Regions from separate parts of the Homo sapiens genome. Here region 1 is linked to region 2. A link is a contact called in ENCODE Hi-C or POLR2A ChIA-PET data. All regions are on one chromosome and are shown on one strand. Each heading gives the region's core, a stretch centred on a gene start or an enhancer-like site at or near the end of the contact. The rest is flanking DNA. Distances are from core to core; before and after follow the strand shown.

Region 1 (3,322 bases), core at 525-3,024, 43 kb before region 2:
ACTGCACTCCAGCCTGGGTGACAGAGCTAGGCTCCATCTCAAAAAAAAAAAAAGAATAGAAGAAAGAGAGGGAAGGGAAGGAGAGGAGAAAAGAGAAGGGAGAAAGGGAGAAGAAGGAAAAACATCCATTTGATGGGGAGAAATGCAGTGAAATGAGGGAAAACACAGCAGCAGAGGCTGTGCCCGGTACAGTCAGGACCAAGGGGAAACTGAGTACCCAGGGATGCATCAGAATGGAGACATGGGCAGAGAAAGCTTCCCTGAGGAGGTGGCCTTTAAGGGCTCTCCTGCAATTGAGAACACCCTCCCGGGGCAGTTGGAGACTTCGCGCGCGCGTGTGTGTGTGTGTGTGTGTGTGCCTGGAGGGAAATGCCTGGGAAGGTGGGCTTGTGGGATGCGGGGTAGCCAAGAGTCGACATTCAGCAGGGACTTGCAGAGTGGGCTGGAATCCTGGTGAGAAGGGAAAATTAGATCAATCTGGAGTCATCGCAGAGATGATGGCCGGAGCACTGATGAGGCTGAGTATCTGGAGAGAAGAGAGAGAAAAATGAGCCGAAGCCAGGGCCTGAAGAATGACCGCAGCCCCCAGAAGAGGCAACAACGAAGAGCGGCTCAGGCTGCTCAGGTTTGAGCCTCAGTTCTACCGCGTGCTAGCTGTGTGATCTCGAGTGAGGTGCTTAACCTCTCTGGGCCTGTGTCCTGCCTGGCAGGCTTGTTATGAGGTCTAAAAGCACCCAGTGGATATCCGCTGTGGAAAACCAGTATGGTTTTATTTTTTCATAACTGGAAAAAAACTACTGCAAGCACATAGCCTCTGTGTGGGGGTGAGCCATGCCTTCTCTCACAAAGGTCCCCCTTTTGATCTTTTCCTGTGTGTGCATGGCTGGCTGGCTGACATTCTTAGTCATTCAGGTTTCCTTAATAAGTCTATTGACTGCTAGACTGTTAGGTCAAACGCAAATTAATGTGGCCTGAATCAAATTTGTGGAATAGGTGATTGGTTGACACTGACTTTGCAGAGCCAGTTTGGGAAGCGGTCATAAGGAAAAGACCTACAGCTGACTCGAGGCGTGGTCTGTAGTGCGCGGCTGGTTCGTGCCTCGGATCCCTGTACGCGTTTTTCTTTTGGCGTGGGATGGCCATGACACCCACAAACAGATCCCCATTCCCAGGCTAGCCGCAGCATCGTTTCCGAAATGATCTCGGCTGGAACAGCCTGTTCCTCTTGCGGCGGGTGAAGGAGGTGCTTCCTCCCGCCTCAGGGCCAGGGTCTGCGTAGTCATCCCTGCCGCCCCGCCGCCAGGACCCCGCACTGAAGTTCAGGCACCTGCAGATGGCCTCCTGCACGCCCATCTATGCAACCTCGGACCCAGAAGTGTGAGTCCTGACTTATGTCCCGACCCGGGAGAAGTGTGAGTTCCGAATCATGTCCCGATTTCCAGGAGAAAGAGGGCCTTGGAGTCGAGACATGAGAGGGAAGAGGTAGGAGAGAAAGTGACACCGAAGAGGTTGGGCACCAAGACTGTGTGTGAGATGGGAGAGCTGAGGGCAGCAGCTGGGGCTGTGGAACTGACCTCCAGGAGTGTTAAGAGGAAGATGACTAAAAGTGAAGGGCTGAGGGGTGGGTTCCTGGCCCACAGTTGGGAACTCTAGGCTAAAGCCACCTAGCCCCGGAAAGGGGAGCCCGTGTTGGGCGCCGTAAGAAATGTGTCTATTCTTTCTAGATTAATCTGCTGCGCTGGACCAAGGTGGAACCATTCCCAGCATTCCGTGTCTTGGGTGGGAGCCAGAGGCAGAATTTAACGGCTCCTGCTTACTCAGTTAGAGATAACAGAACCTGTAGATGGCGGAGCACACACACTCAAAAACACACACAAACACACACAACCAAACGGGCACACACAGATACAATGACACACAGCCACACAAATGTACACAACCACACATTCATACACACACACAACCACACATACACACTCACACAAAACACCCACCACAGACACACACCCACACCCACACACCCACACCCACACAAACACACCCACACAGACACACCCACACATCCACACAAAGGGACACACACAGATACAATGACACACAGTCACACAAACCCACACAACACATTCATACACACAACCACACATACACACATACACAAACACACAAAACACCCGCACATCCACAGACACACACACACCCACACACTAACACAAAACAATAACACACAACCACACGGACGCACACAGATACAATCACACACAGTCACACAAACCCACACAATCACACATTCACACAGACACACATAAACACACACAACCACACATACACACACACTCATAAGCACACATGACCACATGTTCACACAGACACACATACACAACCACACACAGTCACACAAACACACAACCACACAGACACACACATATGTACAACGAAACACACAGTCACAGTCACAGTCATACAAACACAAAACTACACACAACCACACACACTAACACTCATACAACCACACATTTACACAACCACACAAACGTGCACAGACACACACGCAGCGCACACTCATGCACACACAGTCACACAAACACACAATCATACAACCGCACATCACACAATACACACACACGCACACAGCCACACAAACACAACTCTGTGCACACACTCACATACACAAACACAGCTACACAAACACACACAAACATAGCTCACACAGACACACACACACAAATGAGGTTCATTGTGAACATTATCTGCAGCAAAGCAAAACGTTCCAGACATCTTTTCAAGATGAAAGAGAGAAGGATTCTGAAAACTCTGTAGGGAGTGAAGTGTGGAAGCTCATTGTTACTACATTTAAGACATGTAAGATAAAGATATATCTTTATTTAGTCCCCTGTCTTTATCTTTTCATTTAAACGAGCATAGGACGTGGCTAAAAAGGCTTTAATCAGTTTATTCCTGTCGTTGGTCCCACCTCCCCTGACCCCCGCTGACTTTTCTTCTCAACCATGAATTCTCCCATCTTAACGTTTTTAGGGATTGGACCTTGAGGGTCCAATTTTTTAACCCTTTTTTAAAAAAATTATACTTTAAGTTCTGGGATACACGTGCAGAAGGTGCAGGTTTGTTACATAGGTATACAATGTGCCATGGTGGTTTGCTGCACCCATCAACCTGTCATCTACATTAGGTATTTCTCCTAATGCTATCCCTCCCCTAGTCCCCACCCCCCGACAGGCCCTGGTGTGTGATGTTCCCCTCCTTGTGTCCATGTGTTCTCATTGTTTCAACTCCCACTTATGAGTGAGAACTTGTGGTGTTTGAT
Region 2 (3,282 bases), core at 424-2,923:
CAACATCTGGGGGCTTCTGAACTTTGTTTACTTCAAAGCCAGATGTTTTTGCTATTTTAAGATATAAGCTAAAGGTCCCTTTCAGTAACCAAAGGGAACATGAGAGCAAAGGAAGAAAAAACTGACTGTGGAGTCTTCCCCACGTCCCCTTCCCATGAGAGCTCAAACACCACACACCTCTTGCTTGGAGAGGGAGATCTAAGAATGGCATTGTTTATTATCTGACATATGCTGAGTGCTCTTTGACCAAAATAAGAAACATTTCTTCCACTGCTTGATGAGCTACATGCCTGCCTCCTGAGCTATGTGCCCAGCTCCGGGGGCTGCCTTGGGTTGACTTGCTATATACCCAAAGCCACAGTCTCCAGAATCAGACAAACTGGGCTTTCAATCTGCGCTTGGTCACTTGCTAGCTAACCTCAGGGAAGTTAGGCAACTTCCTCCAAGCCTCAAGTTCATCAGGTGTAAAGTGGAGATAATAATGGTGCCTGCCTCCTGGAAACCTTGGGATGGATGAAATGAAACAAAACACGGAAAGCGCTCAGGGCCATGTCTGCCTGTGGAAAATGCTCAGGAAGCGGGTCTGCCCCTAGTGTGATCCCATTGCTCCTACTGCACTACTTTCTCGGGAAGTGCTTCTGGGGCACCTACCCCTGCCAGCTGCTCTGCAGGTGCTGGGGACAGAGATGGGAAGAAGGGCCTGCCTCACAGCCAGATGAGAGGGTCAGGACGTGGCCGCAACAGACTCTCCCTTGGTGGCTGACAGAGTGCCAGGCCCTCCTCATCCCACCCTGGCGACAGTGGGGACAGTGAGGCTGGGGAAGACAGAGGAAATGTGGTGCTGGCAGCCTCGTCCATGGCTGTGTGAAGCAGGAGCCCTGCCTGCTCCCATCACTTACAGGCCTGTGCCGGCCCCCAGCTGCCTGCAGTCACTGGTCTCACAATTCCAACCCCAGGGGAGGACATTGGCGCATTTCAGGGCCTTGAGAGCTGGACCCCTGTCCACTCTGCATCCCCACTCATCACTAGCCTCACACTCACTCCAGCCAGAATGGCCGGCCCCCTCAGGCCCCCACCTCTGCAGGAACCCCCTCTCCTTGCTCACCACCACCCCCCAGGTCCCCTCCCTCACAGAGCCTCCCCCAGTGCTCAGGCTGGGCCCAGTACCGTCTCACCTGCTCCGCAGCACCCAGCGCTGCCCTTGACCACAGCACACATTGAGTACTGTGAAAGGGCCTGGACATCTGCCCCCGACATGAGGCCAACATCCAGGAAACAGAGCTGTTCCCGCCTGCATGAGGCCAAGCACTGAGACTGGCATCTAGCAGGTGCCCTGCTACACATGTCCCATGGACCAGGGCTCAGCCGCGGCAACCCACCAATCCCATGGGTGTCTGAGCCTCATGACCATCTCTCAGCAAAATCCCTCAGTCACCGACTGCGAGTCATCTGACGCCTCTGCTCACATCGGCTGGAGTAAGCCCCAGCTGAAATGTATTTGGTTAACGATGCACTGAAATATTGAAGAGTATTTTCATTTGGAATGTTGAGCGCAGTCTCCTTTATACATAAACATGGCTTGCCCCCTCCCCCTGAAATACAGGAGGCCTCGGATAAGTAGGCCAGTTTCACGCAGCGCCTCGTGCGAGGTGTCTGGCACGAACGATGTTCTTCAGCCTTGAAATTATCTCGCAGTCAGATGGGCCTCTCTGGATGTGTGCCCTACACGCTTACAAAATAGTTGGCGTCAGAATTATTTTTAATAAAAGCAAGAGAGCCAGCAGAGATGCCGGCTCAACCTCCCCCTCGCTCACCCAGACCCTGATCTCCCAGGCCTGCTAAAGCCACTTCTGCACCCGTAGTGCCACCAGACTAGGTGGAGTCACACCCGCTGCCCCTTTGTCGGGCGAGTGCCTGTCCTTCCTCATCCTCAGTCACCTTGAGGGTGGAGAGAATAGGATCTCTGCCCATCGTCTGGCCCCACCCCCCAAAAACAGACAAAGGGGAGAAAGCTGAATTCTTTTTGATGTAGGCCTCCCCTCTCCCTACACTTGTTGCCCACCATCCCCAGATCTTGTAGGAACAGCAGCCGCAGGATCCAGTGTTGTGTAGAAAGCCGGCAGCTGAGTTAGACAGGCCGGGTTTCAATACTCTGCTACCTTCCCTCGGGAAGCCCTGAGAGGGGGCACTGCACCTCTGGGAGCCTCAGTGTCCTTTGAAATGGGGCAATGACATCTACCTTGGGGCACTGTCAGGATTTAGTGATAAAGTATGCACCTGGCCCAAACAGTAGCTTTTTCTCTGTCTAACCACCACCATCCTTCCTGGTGGGTGTGTGTGTCACAGATTACAAACCATTTCCAAAGTCACTTGTCCACACAGTGCACACACTCCCAGTGAGCTCTACCGTGACCCTATATACAGAGGAGGAAACCAAGGCTCAGAGGGCTAGAAACAGCTCCACAGGCAGGCAGGGGCAGAACAGGGGCCAGCCCCGAGTCTCAGTCCTGGTCTGCCTTGCGCAGTGACAACCGTCACAGGCACATGAAGATGTGAGCCCCGTCCCGGCCCTCAAATTCTCCCAGGCCTGAGAATTGGGCAGAGCTGTGTTTAGTAGGATGGTCTGGCCCTTGGTCTTGGCTAAGCCTGGCGTTAACAACAACAGCATGTCCAGGGAGCTCTCGGGGCTGTGAGGGCTTCCCCCCCACCACTCCTCTCATCCATCCGTTCCTCCCACAGCCTGGAGCAGGCAGTAAATTGTTTGCACACACTTTATTGTTGCAAAACACAGCACTCAGTGCTCCCAACTGCACTGAGGGGAGGAATTTCTCTTATTCCAGATTTAGAGCTGTGGAAATAAGGATGGGACGGGTTAGGGGCCACCTCCAATAGCCCCTGCAGTGCTCAGGCTGAGACCCAGGTCTCCTGACTGTATCTTCTCCAGCAGGCTCTCTCCTAATGCAACTGCCGGTGATTGACGCCAACACCAGCTACATTTATCAAGCACCTAACACAGGCCAGGTGCTGTAAAAGCCTTTTTTAAAAAATTAATAGGCTTAATATTTTTAGAACATATAGTTACAGAAAAAATTGAGCAGATAGTACAGAATTCCCATGCACTCTCCCATTCCCATGCACACAGTTTCCTTATAACACCATCTTGCATGATTGTGCTGTTATAATTAATGGAAAAACCTTGGTATATTATGATCGACTCAAGTCTGTAGTTTGCATTAAGGTTCACTCTTTGTGTTGTACAGTTCTGTGGGATTTGACATTTGA

Evidence for each region. A loop is a pair of places that touch in the nucleus more often than their neighbours do. ChIA-PET counts read pairs that join two places held with the same protein, here RNA polymerase II (POLR2A).
Region 1: a map of breast epithelium shows a loop between it and region 2 (27-fold over the local background). The contact joins two enhancer-like sites. A Hi-C loop is called at or near these places in 4 of 168 maps with a recorded cell type or tissue (breast epithelium, endothelial cell of umbilical vein, esophagus muscularis mucosa and 1 more). POLR2A ChIA-PET finds 5 or more read pairs at or near these places in 4 of 52 experiments (AG04450, OCI-LY7, WTC11 and 1 more).

The regions. Positions count from the first base shown.
Region 1 is chr9:121,894,655-121,897,976 of GRCh38, reverse strand. The region is part of intron 6 of TTLL11 (tubulin tyrosine ligase like 11); the gene reads left to right. Among named protein-coding and RNA genes, the nearest start is that of TTLL11, 200 kb to the left of the region's middle. RefSeq lists an enhancer at 340-1,029. Within about 2 kb of position 1,774, at least 6 of the 41 ENCODE cell types and tissues checked have a DNase peak (open chromatin) inside an H3K27ac peak, as active enhancers do; they include ovary, where a contact is called at or near this core.
Region 2 is chr9:121,851,262-121,854,543 of GRCh38, reverse strand. The region is part of intron 8 of TTLL11 (tubulin tyrosine ligase like 11); the gene reads left to right. Among named protein-coding and RNA genes, the nearest start is that of DAB2IP, 200 kb to the right of the region's middle. Within about 2 kb of position 1,673, at least 12 of the 41 ENCODE cell types and tissues checked have a DNase peak (open chromatin) inside an H3K27ac peak, as active enhancers do; they include ovary, where a contact is called at or near this core.